3 separate regions of the Homo sapiens genome follow, and regions 2 and 3 are each linked to region 1. A link is a loop called in an ENCODE intact Hi-C map of the cell type or tissue named here. Cell type or tissue: IMR-90. All regions are shown on one strand.

The links. Hi-C counts contacts between places; a loop is a spot of excess contacts. Peaks named below come from ENCODE experiments on the same cell type or tissue, not always from the same donor. Only the 100,000 strongest peaks of a DNase experiment are listed, where the experiment ranks them.
Region 2: it touches region 1 in a loop (8-fold over the local background); 4 of 110 quality-filtered maps call a loop at or near these places.
Region 3: it touches region 1 in a loop (3-fold over the local background); 3 of 110 quality-filtered maps call a loop at or near these places.

What each region holds. Positions count from the first base shown.
Region 1 is chr1:216,217,227-216,225,226 of GRCh38, reverse strand. USH2A (usherin) reads left to right here. Exons shown (of 72, transcript NM_206933.4): 15 at 7,677-7,840. All of the region lies in intron 2 of USH2A-AS1 (USH2A antisense RNA 1), which reads right to left. Among named protein-coding and RNA genes, the nearest start is that of USH2A-AS1, 28 kb to the right of the region's middle. In IMR-90, a CTCF peak has its summit at 3,874 (motif pointing right); a DNase peak (open chromatin) is centred at 3,876; H3K4me3 peaks cover 541 bases; H3K27ac peaks cover 1,003 bases.
Region 2 is chr1:216,563,423-216,571,422 of GRCh38, reverse strand. It overlaps ESRRG (estrogen related receptor gamma), which reads left to right. Exons shown (of 7, transcript NM_001438.4): 4 at 3,325-3,435; 5 at 7,043-7,204. Among named protein-coding and RNA genes, the nearest start is that of USH2A, 140 kb to the right of the region's middle. In IMR-90, a CTCF peak has its summit at 4,423 (motif pointing right); no DNase peak of the experiment used is centred here.
Region 3 is chr1:216,719,152-216,727,151 of GRCh38, reverse strand. ESRRG (estrogen related receptor gamma) reads left to right here and starts at 3,723. Exons shown (of 7, transcript NM_001438.4): 1 at 3,723-3,908. The coding sequence starts at 3,853. In IMR-90, no CTCF peak of the experiment used is centred here; no DNase peak of the experiment used is centred here; H3K4me3 peaks cover 1,350 bases.

The DNA of each region.
Region 1 (8,000 bases):
ACTTCTGGTTGTTATTGTATATACACCAACATTGGCTATATTGAAAATGTGTAACAATTGACTAAGATATATGGGATTCCATCAAGTATAAGAAATTTTTGTTTTTTAAAGGAAAAAATTCACATGTAATGTAAATATATACAGATATGCAGTATAGGAAAACAGCTATGTCCTAATGTTAAAACAATGTTTTTGAAAACAAAGTAGATTCAAAATCATTTGAATCTACTTTGAAATCTAGGCACTGTGGTAGGTTATTACAAATAGAAATGTTTACATTTATAAAAATTACATTCCAATTATAACAAATGGAAATTAAAACATTAATTTTCAAAATATACAGTAGATTATAAGTAACTTATTATTATGAAAGGGGAAGATACAAGTATCATATTATTTCTTCATCAACTTGGAAAATAACCTCACTTCCTTATCTGCCTGGTTCACATATTCCTTACCTTCTTCATGCTCTATTTGTTGGATATAGCAAGGTTTGCTATATTGTTTTCTCTTGGTTTATTTGCTACACAGTTTTTTGTATTCCCAAGGGCAAAATAAATAAAATAAAATAGACCTCGGCCCTAAACTACACAACCAACAACAAAAATCCAGGCAACACAACAATGACTTTTTGTGACCAAGCTGGAAAATCATTTGCCTGTTTCCATCTAAGTGGTTTATTCTTCAAAAGTTACTGACCAGAAAAAGGGGGCATGTATTTTAAAAAGCTGATCCTAGTGCAAACATTACTCCATTTACCTCTGACACATAAAGCAAACATGATTTAATCAGTATCGAAAACAATGAAGCAAAAAAAATCTGCCCACTGAAAAATCAATAATGCAAAAAAGTATATAGTGTTTGTCTAACCCAAAAACAATGAGACAAAAATGGGCCATATTTAATTCATCTCAGTTGGTAGTGGAGACCCATATTTGACACCCTGCACTTACTGGCACTGTCCTCAAGTTGACCTGTGACTATGACTACTCTCCCCCATAGCCCCCAGGACTGCTCCAGTTCATCTGGTACCCCACAGTTTTCTTACATAACAACCACACATCACAACCCCCAAAAGTTTCTTCCCTAATGATATACCCTCTCTATATTCTATGTTACCTTGTTTTAAGCCTTAAGGAGTTAGTGGTATCACTATTTGTCCCATTTACTAGCTGACACACACTGAAGTTGTCCATAGAGGGTAGGACACCAAGGCTGGTTAGGGAGAATAAAGGCTCAGACTTCTGGAGCATAAAATACAGGGAAGTTCTTCTATGCCCAGATTATTTTTGGTTTTACTGCAAATGTTCTACATTTCAGCACTAGGTTATAGATTTGGTCCAGTAATCTTTTCACAGGCCTTTATCCGATTGATCTCAATTGGTCTTTTCTCTGAGAACCAGGTCAATGACTTCAGATGAAAGCAGATAACTTCCTTGTCAACTGATTTCCTTTTATGGTGTGATAATGGAAAAATTAGGGAGTGTGCCTCATAGATTCCCTCTCCTCAGTGACTCTTTGTCAGACAGCTGGCTGTCATCTGGGGTGACAGGGTAAATGGGCCACAAGCCTGTCATCATCTGGCAGCCAAGGCAGGGCTTTCTCACAAGGCAGTGGCAGATTTCCAAGAAAGAAAGCAGAAGCATGCAAAGACACTTGAGGCCCGAACCGTCAGGATGTTACTTTTACCTTATTCTACTGGCCAAAGCAAGGCACGAGGCTTAACCATGTTTGGAAGTGGTGGGGAATAAACAGACTCTCCTTTTGATGAGTAGAACTAATTATACAGTTAGCTGCAAAGGACCTGCACAGAGGGAAAGGTGAAGAGTTGTGATTTTTGCAATCTCCTATGGCTGCCAAACTATATATTCTCTCTTAGTATAGATGATATATGATCTGATAAGAAGTATCAGTTTTTATATATTAGTAGCATTTATTCAACGTGATGTAATAGGAATAACATGCAACTGGACATCAGGATATCCAGGTTTCAGTTTTGTCTTTTCCACTAGACCAGATACAGTAGCTTCCTATTATTGGTGGAATAAATTATCTCAAACTCAGTGGCTTAAAACAACATGAATTTTTATTATCTTATAGTTCTGGAAATCAGAGGCTCTAAATGAGTTTCACTAGGCTAAAATCAGGCCTGTGTTTCTTATGGAGATTCTAGGAAAAAAAAAAACATTTCCTTGATTTTCCCAGCTTTTAGAGGCAACCTACAATCTTTTTTTTTTTTTTTTTTTCTGAGATGGAGTTTTGCTCTTGTTGCCCAGGCTGGAGTGCAATGGTGCAATCTCGGCTCACCACAACCTCCGCCTCCTGGGTTCAAATGATTCTCCTGCCTCAGCCTCCCGAGTAGCTGTGATTACAAGCATGCAGCACCACCCCCAGCTAATTTTGTATTTTTAATAGAGACAGGGTTTCTCCATGTTGGTCAGGCTGGTTTCAAACTCCCAACCTCAGGTGATCTGCCCGCCTTGGCCTCCCAAAGTGCTGGGATTACAGGCGTGAGCCACCGCACCCATCGTACATTCTTTAGCTCATGGCTCCTTCCTTCATTTTCAAAGCCAGCAGAGCAGTGTTTCCTTGGACCTCTGCTTATGTCCTTACATGTTTTCTCTCTGACTCTTACCCTCCTGCCTTCCTTTATAAGGACCGTAGATTACATTGGGCATTCTTGGATAATCCAGGATAATCTCCCCATCTCAAAATCCTTAACCACATCTGCAAAATTCCTTTTACCAAGTAAGGTAACATTCACAAGTTTGGAGGATTAGAACTTGGATATTGTTGGCGTGGGCATAATATGACCTGCTCTACCAGAGTTCAGCAATCTATAGCCTGGGGGTCAGCCACATGTTTATGTAAATAGAGTTTTATTAGAGCACACCAATGTTAATTCTTTACATATTTTCTGTGGTTGCTTTCCTGCTACAGCAGCAGAGTTGAGTTACAATAGAGCTCATATGGCCTGCAAAGCCTAAAATATTTACTATCTCATCCTTTATAGATAAAGATTGCTGACCTTGTAACTAGATTTACTGTCACCTTGGACAAATTAGTCTCACTAAGCATAATAGAATCATAACTTTATAGACTGGGAAAGAACCTTAAAAGTAATTTTGGTTAAACTCTACCCTATACATTTCTCTGCGTAAATCACCTTTTCAGAAAAACTGGTGAATGGCCATTCAGCTTCTGCTCCAAAACATGGAACTAAAAGGAGCTCACTGTCTCATGAAGTAGCTCATGTTTATTTCAAACAGCTGTAATTCTTCAACAAATAGAAATATATTATTTATATTGACCAAAAAGTTGCAGTCTTTTGACTTTCTTGCCTAGTCTTATTTATGCCTTCTGAGACCATAGAGAATAAGTGAAATCTCTCTTCTATCTGTGAGCACTTTAAAAATTTGATTCTGCTATCATATCTGAAAGTTATTTAGTTATTTGCATAAATATGTGGAGTGTCAACAAAGGAGAAAGAGACAGTGTTCTCAGATCAGAACCTTGCTGAGCAAGCTGCCTGGACTTAGCTGTCACTATTGCATGGATGCAAGGGAGTCACTGCCCCTGGTCCAGCTTTTATGAGTTTCTCTATTTGTGCCTGGGAAATTCACCAAAGAGGGTGGGGTTGCACACTGTTAACGTCTCCCTTTCAGATGAGGCACTCGTATTTCCTTGTTCAATAAGCCATGTAAATATGGCTTTCAGTTCACACAGCGTGGATGCCCAAGCCTCAAATCCCTCTCCTATAATTCTGATTCCATCTCCAAGAGAATTCAGATGCTGTTAGTAGTCTGTAACTAAAGCGAAACTAAGAAGCTCAATGAAACCACAGCTCCTCTGTTAATCGGGGAAAACCAAACTCCTCTAGAGGGCACTGTAGCACTCACCGAATTCTGTGAACTGAGAACACTGGTTTAAGAGAATCTGAACAGATACCAGCTCTTAAAGAAAACTGTCCATTCCCTGGGAGTGAGGTTAGCCAGGGGGACAGAGTTAAGCCAATAAAAAGGGGCTCAAAAGAGCTAACTTGTTACTAGAGCTACAAACCATGTTTGGATTAATCTCCGGTGTCCTATCCTAAGTCTAAAGCTTCCCTGGTGCTTTATTCACTATTAATTCCTGTATCCGACAATATTTACTGAATCCTTACTGTGTGCTAGCCTTTGTGTTAGGGACTGATGGAAAAAACTAAGACAAAAACAAACAAAAAAACTCTGCCGAATTTCTCCAATTTGCCTTGAAGTCTCATTCTCTTTTGTTTATTAATAATCCTTATCTAAAATCCCTTAGCAATTGGAGATCTCTTTCTCCTTCGTTCTTTATGTTGAATGATGTCTTCATCATCCCCATTAGCAAGTTAGAAGACCGGGAGTAACTTTATACCTATCCTCCCTTCTCTTTTCAATTCGGCCTCCCATTCTACCAATTTTACTTAACATTTCTCAGGTCTATCCTACTCATTTCCATTGCTCCTTGCCACTGCCCCAAGGTAGCATTATCTTACTTCTGCTCACCTTTCCAGGTTTATCTATCACCATTTCTCATTATGAATTTACATCCAGGAGTACTGAGGTGCTTGCAATTTCATACCCTCTTCTGCTTTTTCTTTTTTTTCTCTATTTTTGCCCCTCCCCGACTTCCCTGGCTTATTTCTACTCATCTTTTAACGTTCAGCCCAAGCATCTCCTCCAAGACTTCTACTTAAAATTACCCTTCCCATCCCTTCTTCTGCTACCAGACTAGTTAAGTTGCCCCTTTTCTGGACCTTTAGAGTCTGGATACATCTTTATTAATGCTGTTTCCGTTTTTTCTTGCATACGAGATTGTGAGCTCCTTGAGGACCGGGGCAATTCTATAAGATTCATCTCTACATCCTTGATGTTTATTCCAGTCCTGGAACATAGCTGGCCCTCAATGAATGTTATTTATGTCAATCAATATTTAAATCAATTTGATAGTACCCATGAGCTGAGGCCCCATAGAGAGGAGGGGTGTACAAAGAGAAATGTCAATAAATTGACCTATATATCTTGGGATATATCTCTGGGCCTCCTACAGCAGTTCTCCCTCAGATGATGAATTTTCTGACAATGATGTGCATTACTGAAACATATTCCTTTCATTAATAGTTAGGTTTCAACAGTAATAATTAGGATAACCATTTCTCTCACTGTTTCCACAACTGGAAGAAATTCCTAAGAAAGGAAGGTATATGAAATTTGTGATGTAGGAGACAGAGGCCAACTTCTTTCCCATTGTAACCAGCAAATACTGAGTTATGTAAGGGTCCAAAGAGAACTATCATAGCAAAGTGCTGGCAGAGATTAGTGATGCTTTACTCCTGTTTTGTTTACCATAATGAACTGGTCAATAAACATCACAAATTGTTTATCTATATAAATCTTGACAGATTACTCTTTATGAAATCCATTTAGCAAGCGAGGTTTTCCCATAAGGATGAAAAATGAAGATTTTAAACAGATTGCGGGAGAAGCTCTGGCTGTACCAAGAGAGTCAGTGTAATAAAGGTTTCTTTATATTAATATTACAAAAACCATTTATCCTGGCAAAATCAATATTGCAATTCATCTTAGTTTGGTGTTTCTCTTTCTAAGCTTAAAATGTCTTTTCCTTTATTATGTATAATTTTGTTTTAATAAATGTGAAATATATTTCATTTAGGAGGTACTCTTGAGGAGGGATAACTTATAAAATGACATCAAATTTGTAGCTTATTTGCTAAAGAGTCTTGGAAGTGTTTAAAATTATATTTGAGTGGCTGAGAAATCTAAAGGAATCATTTTGCTTAATCCTTAATTACAAAATTATCCCTGTGTCCTTTGGGGTAAAAACAAACTACAATTTTCAGAAAAGTCTTCGCTTGTGAACTTCATTTAGGAAAAATTCTCTCTTACTGAAGTCAAGTGATTATAACAAGTCAGATAAGTTGACTATAACAATGGCTTGGATAAGAGACTATAAAATCAAGAATAGACACATTTAATTGCTCAAAACATTGCGTGCTTTGGCTGGAAGAAAATAGAACTACATCAAGGAACGGAATTATGTTATACATTGGAAGCTATTACTCTAAATGTACTGTATGTAAAATAAGTGTGATTGTCTCATGAGTGAATGGTAATAAAAACTGAAATACTCAAGAGACACTTATTCATGAGTGGTGCAGTTACACATACATATATACACACACACACACACACACATACATTGAGAGAAGCTTTTCTCTTATTGTTTATGCTCACTAATATTATATTAAAAGCCTATAAACAATAGACTCTACATAATAGCCTATAAAGAAATTAAGAGCAAATCAAGTATTTTTGCATCTATAATTCCATTTTAATTATAATACATAATTTTCTTCAGCTCTAAAACTTAACCTAAACAAAACATCTATTTGAAATGGAATTCTGATGTAATGTGTATAGATAAAAGACCTAATATAGTTGTTTGAAGGGGGAAAATGTCCTTTTATCATGACCATAAAAACGGCAAACTACAGTACAGTGGTTTTCAAGAAAAACTGTACTTTATTTATTCCCAAGGGGATATTAGTCCATAAAACAAATTTGCAGCTTATTTGGCAGTCTTAGCTTTTATCAGCCTTTTTAAGGGTGTTGAATGATTACCCAAGAGATCACACTGTAAAAATGGCAGTGGGGAAAAGTAACTCCATCCGTTCAGCATCTTTATTAGAATATATAGGTGAATCCATTTGATGTTGTTTTAAACGTACCACAAGGAGAGTACCTTTTAAATGGTGAGTGGTCTTCTTACATGTGCTGTTTTGCTTCTCTAATACCTCATGGCACCAACGTTGCTTATCCTAATTAGTGCCATTGGCATAGGCTACATGTTTGAATAATTCACTGTGAAGAAACAAGTTTTAGTTTCTATCATGGCAAAATGCCACTACTGGTATTTTTACAAGCAACTTTGGGTCCAAGAAATTTAAGTTGCACTAAAGTTATCTTACTATATTTATGTCATTAGCATCTTTTCATAAATCAGAATAATGCTGTATTCTCCAACCATTATGGATAACTAAGTTTAGTTCATAAAACAGAAAATGAAATATAACCCATATTAAGGCATCAAAAATATTTGAACCTGTCTTTCTCAAGCAATTTTCTTAGTGAAATTTAGTCTTCATCGAACTAACTATAGAATTTTAAGATTTTTAGGGAGAGCAATGATTTACCCCTGATTTTCTATTTCGCAATTGGAGAGTCACTTGAAAAGATAATTTTATGGGTACCTAATCTAAATGTTTAGCTGACAGGAACACTGCTTTTGTAAAAGCAAAATTTACAGCATTCTTAATTGAACAACTGGATTCAAACTAATCCATAAGATATATTGTGGGATGTAAAAAAGCAATATAATATCTTTTTTTGCTATTAATTAGTTTATAAAGAGAAAGCTTTATACGGGTTTTACCAGGAACAGTAGTTTTATAAAGATCTTTTCTATTTTCCTTTATTTTATGTTGATTCTTTGTTTGTTTAGCTCAAGCATTCTTTTCAATATATTGGCTAAAACAAGCCGTCTTACTCTACAATGCTATTGGTAGGTGTAACTTATACTATGAATTATTAATCAAAACACTATTCTCTTTGATGGTTTATTTGCCTTGTTTTCAGATGTCAGCCTTGTAATTGTCATCTCTCAGGAGCCTTGAATGAAACCTGTCACTTGGTCACAGGCCAGTGTTTCTGTAAACAATTTGTCACTGGCTCAAAGTGTGATGCTTGTGTTCCCAGTGCAAGCCACTTGGATGTCAACAATCTATTGGGTTGCAGCAAAAGTAAGTGAACTCTGGTTCAGTGCTGGTGTGTGAAGCAGCATCATACAGGGGACTGCATCTCATTGTTTTCTTTCTCCATTTAGAACCCATCAGAAAGGCTTAGTACAATGTGAAGAACGTAGGTAAGAGATGGAAAAAAATACACTGAATGAAATATGTC
Region 2 (8,000 bases), 350 kb before region 1:
TGCCCAGGCTAGAGTGCAATGGTGCGATCTTGGTTCACTGCAACCTCTGCCTCTCAGGTTTAAGCGATTCTCCTACCTCAGCCTCCTGAGTACCTGGGATTACAGGTGCCCACAACTACACCCAACTAAATTTTATATTTTTAGTAGAGATGGGTTCTCGCCATGTTGGCCAGGCTGGTCTCGAACTCCTGACCTCGGGTGATCCACCCACCTCAGCCTAATAATCCATAATACATAATAAAAACCCTGTCAATTGATCATGCATATTTTTTCTTCATGATGTGTAATAGCTAGCTTTCATTGTTGCACTTCCTCTGTAGACTTAGCCCAGTTGGCTAAACTACTTGATGGCTTTAAAGTGATGTAACTGTATGTCTGAATTGTTTTCCACCAAGATCTTAAATCAAGTCACTCAGCTATGGTCTTTTTCCGCAGATCTTCATGATGGACAAAACTCCATTGTCACAAACTCACTAGCTCTGACTTCTGGGTTGGAGAATATGTAGTGTTTTGTTCAATATATGAGGACATATTGCTAACAGTGAATACATTCCTTGACAAGCATGAAAAGCAAGTTTAGGGAGTCTACAAACTCAGTCAAGATTTATTCTGTCAGCTTTCTTGGCTCTAACAATTTTAGTGATGTCCAAAAAATGTTCCCTCTCTCTTTAGCTTTTGCCTGTCATTGTTTCTCTCTCTCTGCCTGCCTTCTCTTCACACTTCTAATAATATCAGATTAAATGTTCTCATTGGGTTGGAATTGGATGACAAACGTGAGGATATAATTAGTGTCATATGCTTTTGATTTTCTACTAAGATTTTTAATTTTCAAAATTCTTATAATGAAAGAGGTTTGAATGTATCTTAGATGACCAGAAAAAATGTGGTCACCTTCAACTGGAAAACTATTCTGAAGAAAATTTTGAAGAGAAAGAGATGAAAAAAAATAAATCATGATGAAAGTGGAGAGAAGTAGAAGGCATTAAACTTTATTAAATATAGATGCAATAAAAACAGAACATTAGAAATTAGATAAACAAAGGAATACATCTGCTGTAGGCATGGAGTGCTTTAAAAGCAGCAATAAAGAAATATAACTTCTTTGTGAACAACATGCATGGCAATTTTCAGTGAATGCTTAATAACCTTACCTAACTTTTTTGGGTTTTGATATTTGTTTGTTTAACCTATTTAACTTTTCTCAAAGTTGTCTCCTGATGTTATTTACACTATATTCTGATACTTCAATATGACAATTCAGGCTTTATCTAGAACCAAGTATTTGTGTGTTCTCCTAAAAGATAATCAACGCTTAAAGTAGTATTGTTAAGATAATATGAAAAATTGTTTTCCTAATAATCTTTAACATTTGAGTAATATATTCACTGTAAATATTCACATAGAAATAGATCTGCTTTTCCCAAATCGTTTCATGTAACTCAGATAACCCACAGCTCACATATTCTGCGTGACATTAATCGGTATTCCAAAAAAACTGGAGCTCTGGTTCAATTGGTTTGCAAAACACTGCATGTGCTATGTAGCTTCCTCTTAGAGTTTTACAGAGCCCGTCGCATATTAATGGCTCTGAGGGGGCTTAAATGAAATAGTAATACTGATGATGCTGTTAAACCAAATCTATTTCCTAAACAGTTTGAGACATGCCAAAATATGTACAACGAATTACATGGTTGAACTTCTTAATGAATACTTTTACATTGTTATATCAATTAAAGTACAATGTAATATTGCAAAAGAGTGTCTCCTCACTTCTGCTCCCAAGCAGTCGTCCTTATATTTGGTAGGGACTTATATGGTCCTGTGCTAAACTTTACAATTATAGTCTGGAAACTAGATTGACAAGCTCTTCCCTATCACTTCCTGATATTAATGAAATTTTCCTATATTTGTAATCCCATTCATTCCCTTGGCTTTTTCCTTAATCTTTTAAATCCGCTGCCAGAAAATCCCCTTTGAATCTTGACCCAACCCATCACTATTTGGGAAAAAGTTCTATTCCTGTCAGTCTACTTTTGCCCACTTTCCAGCTTCACCCTTTAGCCCTCTTTAACATTCACTTCCTTCGACATCCAAGCATTTGGAATTCTTTGGGAAGCTCTTCTTTTCCTTCCTTCTTTCCTTCCTTCCTTCTTTCCTTCCTCCCTCCTTTCCTTTCCTTTCCTTTCCTTTCCTTTCCTTTCCTTTCCTTTCCTTTCCTTTCCTTTCCTTTCCCTTCCCTTCCCTTCCCTTCCCTTCCCTTCCCTCCTCTTCCACTCTTCTTTCCTTCTTTCCTTCCTTCCTTCCTTCCTTCTTCCTTCCTTCCTTCCTTCCTTCCTTCCTTTCTCTCTGTCTTTCTCTCTTTCTTTCTTTCACAGAGTTTCACTCTTGTTGCCCAGGCTGGAGTGCAATGGCATAGTCTCAGTTCACTGCAACCTCCGCCTCCCGGGTTCAAGCGATTCTCCTGCCTCAGACTCCCGAGTAGCTGGGATTACAGGCATGCACCACCACGCCTGGCTAATTTTGTATTTTTAGTAGAGACAGGGTTTCTTCATGTTGGTTGGTCTGGTCTCAAACTCCCAACCTCAGGTGATCTGCCCGCCTTGGCCTCCCAAAGTGCTGGTATTATACAGGCGTGAGCCACTGCGCCCGGCTAGGAAGCTCCCCTTTCTATCCTGTGTTCAGCCCAAACCTGCTCTCAGTTTTCTCACATATGAGAGGAAATACAAATTTGTGCCAAAATGTAAATAACATTCCCCTTGAGACATTGACATTTTGATAGAGAACAATTCTTGCGTCTCTCAGGACTGAATCTGTGTAGTGTAATTCTGGCCTCCCTCCTCCCCAGCACATAGGTGCTCTTTATTCAGCTCAATTCCACAGGTCCATCCTGAGGCCTCTGGCAGACTGGAGGGAAGTTGGATAGCTCTTGGTCTACTCAGTCCTACACATTGAGCTTTCAGGGCTGACTGATGAAAAGGATGCTAAATGCCAGGGTCTTTAATTTAAGAAACTATACTAGCACCAAATAGCGGCTTCTTTGTATTAATCTACATGGAAATCTGCCTTTTCTTTGATGTGCAAATAGTGACCCTGATGGCTTTGCATGAAATGTCTTTCGGATCTGTCATCTGCTGACAGATTTGGTTTTCAACCTCTGGCAAGTTTGATTTAGCCACCACTTATTTACATTATTTGAGTACCCCTGGTCCATTCTGCATTCTACTGTTTGTCACCTATGTGCTCTTGGGGGATACCATCTAGGTATTTGATTGGTCTCAAACATAGCTACCTTAATAGTAAGCCGGTGCCTGTCTTTGCTCACAGGGGTGCGTCTTGACAGAGTACGTGGAGGTCGGCAGAAGTACAAGCGCAGGATAGATGCGGAGAACAGCCCATACCTGAACCCTCAGCTGGTTCAGCCAGCCAAAAAGCCATGTAAGTACAGCAGATGTGTCTGGCTTCCCAGAACACGAAATCCTCCCAGTTGGCTCTATGTACATCAGCTTTGGCATGCCCATCCCTACTGACTCCAAGGAGACTTCTCTTTGTTGGAGAACAGTGGCTCTATTCCCAAAGATTGTCTGTGAGGAGCGACAGCAACTCAGCTTATTATCTCATTTTTTCTTTTAGAGATATCTGTGGTTTTCTCTCTCCAGCCTTTTTTTAACCTAGTCATTTTGTGGAAGCATAAGCATATTAATACATAGCTTATATAGTGTGAATTTTACATTTACTGGTTATCTTTATTTGCAGAGGTACATAAAATGGATCATACTGTGATCATTAGTTCATTGGAGCTCTTAGTTTCAGATTTCACAAGAAAGTGATTTTTGTAGTTTTCACTAACTAAATGAATTTGACTGCTCAACCTCCCAATGAAAATACATTAGGGGCCTCATTAATTTGGAGCTATAGAAGTTTAACACACTAGCTAGCAATAGATTAAAACAAGAATGGGCACTACTAATAACAAGCATAGGTGGCTGGTTCCATCTGAGATGCCCTTATGGACGGTATGAATTGTTTTTAAAGAGCTCATGGTTTTATGGAGCCAAGTTGCAATTTGAAAGGATGACTGGTACATTGCTAAAATGCAAGCCCCATTCTTTTTGTCATTAACGAAAAAGAGTTGGAATATAGATTGAGGCAATCACTGTATCCTATTTTCTGAAAATCAGTTAATAGTTGTAGTGCAACAGAACTAGCGTTTTAGGATGTTTATGAATAGGGATCCTACTGGGCATGGAGGAGCGCTTTGGTGAAAACGGTTTTCCAATTTAGCTGTCTTTTTCTAAGAAGACACAACCAGCACTCATCAGAGGAAAATGCATCTGTAGCAGTTCTAGGAAAGACATGGGTAATTTTTGATCTGCCTTCAGGGGAAGAGAAGATGTCCACTTCTAATTCAGATTCTCCAGGAGGGGTCACTGCTGTGCATCATACATATGTGAGCATATGGAAATCTGTTAAATAAATAAAACAGACCCTGAACTGTAAATGAAAGGACATTTTAGCTATGTCAAAGGAAAAACAACCAGTTTTACATAAAATTAAAGCTTAAGTGAACATATGGCATAGTTTCCTTTTGCCTTTCCAAAAAACATTATGTTGATTATACCTTCAATTGTCCAATCTGGCATCTTCTCCTCAGCCTGCATAAGCTGTTTGGCATTCTGCAAATACAATCGAGGACTGCATTAAACAGATTTTGCACATTATAATAAAAAACCTCTCTGATAATACAATAATATGCAATAAACACTAATGCTTAATTTCATTAGAGGTTTAGTTTTTCTGAATTCACTAATATACAGACTGCCCATTTCTCATTTATTTTATGCAAACATTGACTGAAACCATTGATAATTTCCTCTACTGAAAGAAAAATGAGCACCAGCCCATGTGTAAGTTGAAATGATAGAGGAGCATCTATGGTTTTCTTCGTAAACCTGAGAAATTGGGAAGTGGCTTGTCAAGTACCTTTAAGAAGATTACAGCAATTTCAGTGAGCTCCATTTGTCTCAGATAAAGAGGACTCCTAATAAATCATTACTCATTATCTAAAGGCCTCTGTGTTAATTTTCTTTAGTCCATCCAATTAGTGTGTTTTTGTAACAAACATTTATAAAACTTAATTTTCAGATCCTGTCAGATAAGTGTCAAGAGACTGTGCCTGAGCTTTGCTGAGAAAGTGGCTGGGGAGGTTTCTGGACCCTGACTGATTGTGTACTACAAAGAACCAAGAATGAAAATTGGGTTCTATTGATTCTAATTAGGGAAACATTAAATAAGATTTACCTAGAAACAGTGCTGCCGGCTATTCCATTTTCTGAATGATGGGAATTTCTAAGCTTCAACCAAATTTCTCTGACCTCTCGTGTCAAGTATCCATTGACTTGGATAAAGCCAGTGCTATGTTCCCTGTACTAAAAAAAAAACAACTAGAATCATGATTACTTTCGGATATATTTTTATGCTCTTTACTATTGGATTTTCTTCTAATCCTGAGAATCTAATGGTTGCTGACAGGTTTTGTTGCATTGTCAGAGCAATGAAAGTTGAAACTTTTCCAAGCATAACTAAAAGTATGGGGTGTTGTTTCTGTAGCATACAAGAAAAATCCAAATTAAATATTAAAAAATTAATCTCTATTTAATTTTTAATTCTTTTCTAGTCAACGTAGTATTTGGGAATATTTCCTCCCAAATCTGCCTACTCAATTTGATGATGATAGAATATTATCTGTTGTGTATTTGAAATAATTATAATTAATATGGGAGCCATATTCATAAATGTTTAAATGTTATGTTAGAAAAAGTGCTAATTATAGCTTGGACAAGCCACATTCTTTCATAAAAGGAGATAAAATGAATGCTATATTTAACTCTAAGTTATGTGAAGTGTTTTTATATTGGGTTAAAAAAGTTAAAAACTTAGAGCGAGAGGCAAAGAGTCTGATAAACACATTGGGAACTTTGGCTGTGTTCACAAGAACCTCATTTAAAGTCCTGGTTTTCTACAGTAATAGTACATAGAACATTTAAATATGTGGGTTTATTCTCACCCGTTTGTATCTCCTCACTTAGAAGAAAGCATAAAATCTTAAGCTACATATAGAAATTGAAAATAGGGCCAACAAGAAAAATCATTCTGTTACCAAGACTTTACAGCCCCTTCCATAAACCCTCACATGCCCCTGAGCAATAAAACACATTTGATGTGATGCTTTCCATTTGTCTCTAGTGTTTATTTTTTGAAGGATTTTTAAAACATATATCACAAATTTCAGACAGATAAATCTGAACCAGAGAATGAACTAAGGACAACTGATGAAAATAGAGGATTAAAGAATTTGACACACAGAAGAGAAAATGACTGTAACATTTAAGGAGGAGTATTTTTATGGAAACATATTAGCTGTATTTGGAAGACTGGCTGGGTGTGTGGGGAGGGGGAGAAAAAAATAAATTCCTATTTAATGCATCCCACGGAGATAGAGTTATATAGTCAGTAATTCACCAAGGCAGAAGGGCTCTGACCTTTGCTCTTCTTTAAAGGAATTAAGACAATTAATGACTTTCATGCCCATTATGACTATAGGCATTAGTAGTTCTTTGCCTCCTGTGTTATGATCTATATTTCAATAGTTTACTGGGGGTTTTATTTTAAGCTATTTTATACCATTTAATCTACTTCACCAAATCCCACTTAAGAATCAAAGCACAAACCCAGAAAGCATCTAACTTCTCTTATCTGTTTGCTATAAAAATTTTCACTACAGGACAGACGCTTCATTCCAGCAAAAGCAGGTAGAGCAAAGAAGAAAAAAAAAGACTACATTCTATCACGACTGCAGTGGCATATGTCTTGCTATGAGTTTTCCTGCACACCGTTTAATATATACCTATTGAGCCATAATTGGAATATTTAGCGTTTATTGTAGGATATTTGGATTGTTTTTCAAAACACAAAATGCTCTAGGGTTTATAAAAGAGGGATGATACTACTAGTGATCTTGTAGTGCTCTGGTCTGATCCTGCAGATAACAAGATTGTCTCACATTTGTTGGTGGCTGAACCGGAGAAGATCTATGCCATGCCTGACCCTACTGTCCCCGACAGTGACATCAAAGCCCTCACTACACTGTGTGACTTGGCCGACCGAGAGTTGGTGGTTATCATTGGATGGGCGAAGCATATTCCAGGTACATTTTCTGAAAAGAAAAAGAAAAGAAAAGGTTGCAATTAATTCCCTAGGTTATGTATATAGATTTGGGTGAATTCAAATTTTTCTCATTTAGACTTAAAAAAACCCTTTACATTTATTTTTAATCATAATTTAGAGTTTTGCATATCCTAATAGAATCCTTAGACTTTATATTATTTATATTGGTACCACCTTGAGTTCTTGTTAGTTTTTCATATGTACAGGTACTACTGCCAGTGTAAGCTAACGAGAATATAAATTTAAAACATTTCTTTATCCTTTGTCAAAATTCTTACCTTTTTCCTAGCAAATACTTCTACTTTTTCTTTTCACTTTAAAAAATGTTTTTGTCAGCGGTAGCCTAATGTACTATTTTCCCAACTAAGAATCACTAGTTTTGTTCATAGTGGCTAGTTATATCCTATTGCTGGTCATATTCACAAGCTTTGCTTTGGCTTACAATCAGATATTTATCTTTACAGATAAATTGTGAAAATAAATATTAAATGGACATGGTAACTTTTCCTATATGGTAATTTAAAGTTAGCATTTAAAAATATTTCTCTTCTTTTTTTCTTGACCCATCCTGTAATATGAACAAATATGTACATGCTTGTAAGTTTTGAGAATTTTAGTATTCTACTTGAATTATTTTTTATTTGTTTGGAGTTGAATTTTCAGATAGTTTATAAACAAGTTTTTGAATGATGAGCAATGTTTTTCTGGTACAGTTAACTTATTTCTGTCTCCTTAAACTAGTTTGTCTTTATGCTTTGAATGCTACAGTAATTTCT
Region 3 (8,000 bases), 500 kb before region 1:
ATGTGTAATATAAAATAAAAACCTGCTTCAAAAATGACAGTGATAAACTTGAACATTTTAATGAAGGTTAGTCCTGTTAATTTTCAGAAAAGAAAGATAGGAGCTAAAAATAGCTATTAATATGCAATAACAGCAAGACTAAGCATTTCTCATCACCTTCTAGCAACATAAGAATTCCTAGTTAGAATGTTGCAAGAAATGATTCTGACTTAAATGTAATAAAATGTCTGGTGTATATGACTAGAGGAATCTTCCTGTTGTTTCCACTTGAGCTTTGCTTGTTTTCATTCTGTTCTTTGAAATAGAAATGAAGTATATTCTCTGCTTGGTGACTGTGCATTAGTTGGGGACTGAGAATGAATTTGTTTGGATATTTATGACTGCATTGTTTAAGGAAGAAGAGATTGAAACTATGCATACACCAAGAGCCTGATGCATAATAGACTGATATTAACTAATTTATTAATATTCTTTGTGAAGCAATCATGAGAGATCCTTTTGTTTGGTTCAGTTTTTCTTGATTTGGGTAGACTCCTTGTGGTAAGATTGTGAAGTGTATAGACTGGGAATATATGTGTATCCTAGGCTGTTTATCTGTTTGTTTGTTTATTTGTTTTTCCAGATTTTTTTTGTAATTGAGATTCTTGAAGGTTTAAGCTCAGTATTACTCATGGCACATTTATTTCCCATGATTATCCATTGTTTTCTCCTGCAAGGTGAGAAAAATCTGGGACCAGGGAAGTTTCTTGAGATGACTGAGCTGTGTATTTGTAAAATATTCTGGAAGCTGTCTCACAAGTTTAGTGAAGAGGATTTTTAAAAATTTTAAATTGGTTAAACTGGATTCAAGACAGTAAGTACAGTCTTTAGGTCCTTGACTTGTACAGGTGATACTTTGATCCCAAGGGGAAAATATCCAAGTCTACAAACCTAGTACACATCTGGTCACTCAGAAAGCAGCGAGTTCAGTGAACACTGCACCTTGCGTAGATGAAATATGGTTAGTGAAAAATCAGTGGGGATGACACTATGTATGTTTGTACATGTATCTCTGTGAGCACAGAACAATGACTTACGCATGAGTCTAAATATCTTTAAAAATATACACCAGTGAAGTCAAATGGATCATAATGAGGGCAAATAAGTACCCAAAGGGAAATAAGAAAATGATGGGAAATTAAAGATCACTTGTACGACATTTGGTGACTTGAGATCCACCGGTAAATACACTACAAATCTTGTCTTTAAAAAGCCATTTCAAAGGAGTAATAAAGAGGTTCTGTCACAGCATAATGTAAAGAAACTGAACACAGTACAGGATTCTGCACCGGTGCAAAATCGGAATGCATTCTTTGAGTACATTAAGATGCATTGAGTACATTAAATAATTTATATTTTTTAAAGAAATATCCATAGCCAAACCAAGAAGGAAAGTTTCTTTCTTTTTTGTGTGTGTGTGTATCTTTTTTAAAGTATGTGCAATTGAATCTATTAATTACCCTGAGAATTTTAGTTTATTCAGAAATCACGATAGTAATCATATGAATCAAAGGATGTTTTTCTGTCTTTGTAATGCAGTATTAGCTTCCATATTTCTTTGAGTGTATTTTAGAAAAATCATGTTTCTTTTGCAAAATGCCTGTTTTATTTATTTTTTAATTGTAAAATGATTACGTGTCTTATTTTAGATTGAATAGACAATTTTTTTTTTCTCTCAGTGTCTGCAGAATGCTTGGATTTTCTTCTACATCTCAAAGCTCTTTTAATTCACTGCTCACAACCAAATTTACATCTTAATTGCAGAGTTCACATTTAACAATATAGACAGCATAATGCTACTGGTAATTAAGCTTTTACTACCTGCTTTTATACAGTATTCTGAGGCACAGTTTTTGCTATGTGAGTTCTGATCTAGAAACTTTGTATGCATTTAGAACACAAATAAAAGGAATTAGGCCTATATCTTAGATATAGCTAAATACAAGGCAGTGAAATTGCTTTCTTCTGTGGGGGGACCAAATCATGTCTGTCATTTTTATATTCTGAATTTTAATGTGGCTGCTCTATTTTAGTGTTTTGGTTTTTTAAAGACCTAGAAAATTTGAGAGGGTTAAGGGAGTTGAGTCCTAATTTAGTGAATTTAACATACGATGAATATCTGAACTAATTTATTTTGATCTCAAAGATTATACTATTTCTATCATGTAGGACTTAAGATGTAAAAGGTTGATAAGCAGTAGAGCTGAATTATATCAAAATTGTGGGTTTTTCACTCTCCATAAGGTAGCAGTTATCTCTTTGCCATAAATAGCTGGTATCTATTCCAATGTACATTTGCTAGTATAAAAAAATCCTGTAGATTAAAATAGGACCTAAGCAAACTCTTTGTTATATGGAAATTAAAGACACGGTGTACACAATTGAAGGAGGAAAAAACACACTTGTCCTCTTATATCCTCCTTTTATTTTTATTTTTTTGAACACTTTTGATTGAGAATTCTTAGTTTTGTAAATTATTATCTGTTTGAAACTAGTTCTTATAGTGACCAGACTGTGTGATGGTTTATAAAATGTTTCTGGGTTGATTTTTTTAAAGCATATAGGGTGCCTTATGTATAGAAACAAATGTGTACACTGTGTTTTATTTGAAAGCAGGATGTTTTGGGTAAAATCATATATAAAATTATATGCCTCCTAGTTTGGAAGCTTGTATTGAAATATATACATATAATTAAGAATACTTTTAGTGCACTGTTTAGTAATGCTCTCCCTACAAAAAAAAAAAAAAATGCTGTCTTTATTTTGTCAAAATGCATCGAGAGAGATTTAATTCGCTATTTACCCCCACAGCCCTCAGACTCCCCACCCCTAAAACTGAAGAAGCCAATTTGTCCTGCGGCTGTTTACCGTTGTTTTGAAAAGCTATGCGTTGTATCTATATGTAAAGAGACAGTCGCAGGTATAGAAAGGTTTACACATATAATTTACTTAGGCATTCTTTCAAATTGTATTGTCACTATCTCCTCTTCTGTAGTTGTGTAAAACTGCATTCCACCTCAGAGATGACGATCCCAGTTCACATGCTCAAACAATTTAGAAGAATGCCTTTATTATTATTATTTTTAATGCCCAGCATACATCAGGAAAACAGGAAAAGACATGATTAGGAATACATGAGAAAGTACAGCACCAAATAAGCCGCGGCCCCCGGTGTAATAAAAACACAGACAACGGCAGGACAAACTTAATTCTCTACCTTCCGCAGAATCCTTTCCCAAATTAACTGAGAGTCTGCGTGAGTTCTCCTTTTCAAGGCAAAAGAGATCTTAGGTTAGAAATCAAAGGCAAATCCCTCCAGTGCTTAGAGAGTTAAGTTAGTTATGTTTCTTTTGTAGCTTCCCAGAAGAAAAAAAAAAGAAAGAGAGAGAAGGGAGGAAAAAAAATCAAACCCGAGAGTGTGTATTGGGAGCGTTTCAATCGCTCCCTTCTCCGCTCCCTTTTTCTCTGCCCACTCTCAGTTTCCAGCCCCCTTCGGCTCTCTGCACCCTGCCTACCTGCCTGGCTCCTCTCGCTCCGTGCAGCCTCCCGTCGCCTCCCTCCTGATTGGGCAGAGGCCCCCCAATCGGCTGCGCGGCTGGGCCGGTGGGACTGCATATGTAAAGCCCTACTTCATATTAATAAGCTCCAATCGGGGCTTTAAGTCCTTGATTAGGAGAGTGTGAGAGCTTTGGTCCCAACTGGCTGTGCCTATAGGCTTGTCACTAGGAGAACATTTGTGTTAATTGCACTGTGCTCTGTCAAGGAAACTTTGATTTATAGCTGGGGTGCACAAATAATGGTTGCCGGTCGCACATGGATTCGGTAGAACTTTGCCTTCCTGAATCTTTTTCCCTGCACTACGAGGAAGAGTAGGTACCTTTTTTCTTTCCTTTTTAAACTCGTCGTGGGGGTGCGGGGGTGGGGGCGGACAGACTATATCTTTACACACTGATTCAGGTAATGCCCTGGGTATTTTGTGTGCACGACTGCTTGTTTGTGTCTGTCTTGTGTCTTTTGTGTTGAGGGTGATCTCCTAATTCAGTAAGTCGAGAATTGTTCTCTGACTACAATGTTACCTTTGAGGCAAAGCTCAGTGACTGTCAGTAAAACAGCTGTGTGACAGTCACTTCTTATTCAGGTGCTAAGAATAGGCACTTGGCACAAATGCTTAGTGAACTGTTAAAATGCATCTTTTACTAGGACCCATTTTCCCAAGGAAAGATGTTTTAAAATACAATATTCAAAATGATTTATACTATTGAGGGCCTCTTATGTATTTGCAGTTTGACAGATATTTTCAGCTCCTTGTCATTTCTTACCGCGCAGAGTTAGAGGCAAAATTGCACATTTACTAATTCTCCTTCAGAGAACAATTTAAAAGCTAGCCCTATGCAATTCTGAGCTAGAATAATGTTATTTGCATGGTTAGCGTTAAGTCAGCACTTAACTGACAAATCAGTCCATTAAGTAACATGAGATTTTCACACATTATAAATATTTAAGGGGGGAAAAAAAACTAAAGAAGAAACAGTAGTGACTTTAAAATTTTCCCCTTAAATACTGCTCAGAGTGTGGATTTGTCTCGTTTGTTGTGTCCAGAAAATATAGAAAAGTACTTTCGTTCTTACAAGCAGTTTAATTAGTATTTATGGATATCTTTATGCACATGGAAATATATATTTAGATTACTAAAGGGGGGGGAGTGAGTAGGGGGTACGAGAAGTAAGTTAGGCATTTTTGTGTAAATGAGTAGGTGATAAACTTAATTTCAACCTACTGTTAAGATAAAATGTTAGTATATCACGAGAGCTGTCACTGGTTTATCTCCCTTTCTGTTGAGTCAGTTATATTGCTTTGCTTTCACATTACAGTAATACCAACTGTTATAATTCTGAAAAGAGTGCCCTTGGCAAACATTTCTCTCTATAGATTGTGAAGAAAATATCAAACTCTAGAAGATGAGGTAGTGCATTATAGGTAGATGTCCACTAGCTGTCCTTAGTGACTGCATATTGCATTGCTTTGTAATTAAGTAAGAGATGAAAAGTGACTTGCAGTCTCAGTGGCTGCTCCTGTATGTTTGAGCGTGAGTGTGAGTGTGTGTGTGTATGCACGCTCACACATGCACATCCACCCACATCCATGCTCACACAGGGAATATTAGCCAAGAGATGGATTTAGGAGGAACTGAAAGATTATAAGGCTGTGCTTGCATCAGTTTGAAACACTCAAGGGAAGAAACAACCTTAAGATGTGTAAAAATAAAAATGAAAAATAAACAAAGGTAAGACTGCCCGCTCAAGTGTAGTTTGAAGGTTAGTGTACTTCGGGCTGTAGAATTGGAGAGTTTAAGACGTCTTCGTGTCAGGAAGAATGTCTTATCCAAGCACGCCCAGATTCTGAACTTTCTCTTGTAAATAAATAAAGAAAACAAACTTTAAAAATCCCCCAGAGGCTTCTTTTTGAAGTAGTTTCCTTGAATTTAACTTCTTATAGCTAATTTGAATAATTCGTTTAGATAAGCCTCTTAAAGCAGATGCATTTAAATGAAGTCAAGGCACATGTCCTTTTGGCTTTGGCGCAAGATTCAAACTAGCTTTCTTTTGGGCTCAATTAAAAGTCATCTTTAAAAAATACAGATTTATTGTCTGGATGCAGTTCTGATGGTTACGTGGTTCACTGGACAGACAGAAAGATCTAACGCTAAGCAACGCATCTGCCTCTCTGTCTCAATTAATAAACCACAGAATTTATACATGCTATTAATATTCATAGTAATTGTACCGGGTTAAACCCCATCACGTGTGTGTATACACAGAAATGAAACCAGAGTTATACAGTTTTAGGGGCAAATATTGGACAGTTTCTGCTTTGGAGGCTGTTAAAAAGATTCATACCATTTATTGACCACCATTAAGAGAGCTTAAAATGTTAACCTCTAACTATGTATTTTTTTATTTTAGGAAATGTGCCAGCACATTAAAGAACATAATACTTGAAAGCTTGTTTCACATTTAATAGCAGTAATAGCTGATAGCATAAATAGATGAAAATAATATATCTGCTCATTTTGACATATGTGTCAGTCTAATCATTCTAAATGAGTGTGCTCATCACATGAATCCCTTTCAACCTCTGATTAAAATGTAACATTGACTACAGGATTATAGAGCGGACTTAATTTTACTGACTGTTTTAACAGTTGTCACAGCTGTTGGAAGAAGGAAAGGCAACTGAAACACTCCAAAACAGACAAGGCGAGGAGGGAACAGTTTAGTAAATTTCAGCCTGATCACTGAAGTCCAGACATTGAAAATTTAAGTTTCGTGTTTTAAGATTCGTGTTTGGAGCTACACAAGTTTTATTTTGTATGTTTCACTCTTTCTGTTTCAGGGTTTTCATGTTTTTTCTTTTTCTCATCTCTTCTTTTTAAAATCTATACTAATTAAAAAACAAGACAATCCCAAAGTAATTCCATAATGTCAAATTATAGGTGATAAAATAGGCAGAAAGAAAAAATTTATACAGTAACAGTAACAACAACAAAAAAGCCGAGATCAGAGGGGATGCCTTTTTTTTAGGGAATGATAAGAGCTTGGCCAAGTCACTTTAGATGTGATATTATTTGAGAACTCTGAACAGACACTTTAAGTTTATTTTTTCAAGTAAGAATACTTAAACTCTAGACTTGGAGCTCACATGACTTTTCTTCATGTTTTGTTTTTTATTTTTTTTCCCTACAATCTTGAAAACACCTGCAGCCTTAAAGGTATGTGGTGTTGGTGGAGTTTTCAGATGATTTCTCTGTAAACTGCTTGAAGTGACAATCAGCTGCAATTAGTTGTGAGCATTCTTGAGCTGTAGTTTTGTAACCTTGCCCATTACATTACTAAAGTGAGCGGATTAATTCTATTTTCCTAAAAATTAAGTAATCATTGTACATGTTCCAAACTATATATAGTTGAAATGGCCAGATGACTAGTATTATGTAACATATGATTTTCTCCTTGAAGTAAACAACAAAAAAACAACTGTTCCTGAGTTAATGAAATATATATTGAATGGGAGTGGTGGATAAATGATGGGTACCCCATGTTCCACTAGCCCTTTGTGTCAGGGTATTTATGTATTACCCTATACACATTTGGTGGTAAGTTTAAAAATCCCTTTTTTATAGAAAGGACTAAGAAACAGCTTTCATTTCCTGGGCAGAGCTAAGGGTGATGGTGTTGGCTATTTCTTCTTACAGTGATGGTTTCTCATCTTAATGTGTTTATGGCACTGCTGCTTTATTTACTGAGCCTAGTGTGTTGCAGCGGTAATTAACCCATGTTATTAGCAAAGCCCTTGTGGATATCCATTAATTCTCTTGCATGGATGATCATTTTTCTAGTGTTTTCCCCAAATAAGGTATCATTGTTCTGTTTTTTTCCCTAAATTGACGGCATTTGATATATTTCTTTGATTTAATCTGACCTGTAATATATATTGGTCATTTTATAAAGAATAATAATTAACTCAGCTTTTAAAAATGCTAATAGAAGCAGGAGGAAAGATTTTTTTGTTGTTGTTCTTTTTAAAGTGAAAAAAGAAAAGAAAAGAAGGTTTAAAAATAATGCAGGAAATCAGCTTTAACTCTAAATTTTTCAGATCTTACAATTTATAACAATTTATATCTTTGAGGTATTTTAATCAGTTTTTTTCTTACTTAGTTAATAACACTTCAGGCATTTTTGTAAAATATTGAGCCAGCAGAAAAATACTTGTGCTTCCTGGCTGAGAAAAGATAAGGACCATCTCATTAGCCGGGCCATACTTTTGCAATTAATTTTAGATACCTGGTGCTATTCATCAAAGAAGGAAGCTAACTTCTCTATGATTCTATTTAACAATACTTTTGCAATACCTCACTCCTGCAAGAATTACAGACAAAGAAGAAGCCATTCTTTTGGAAGGTAGGC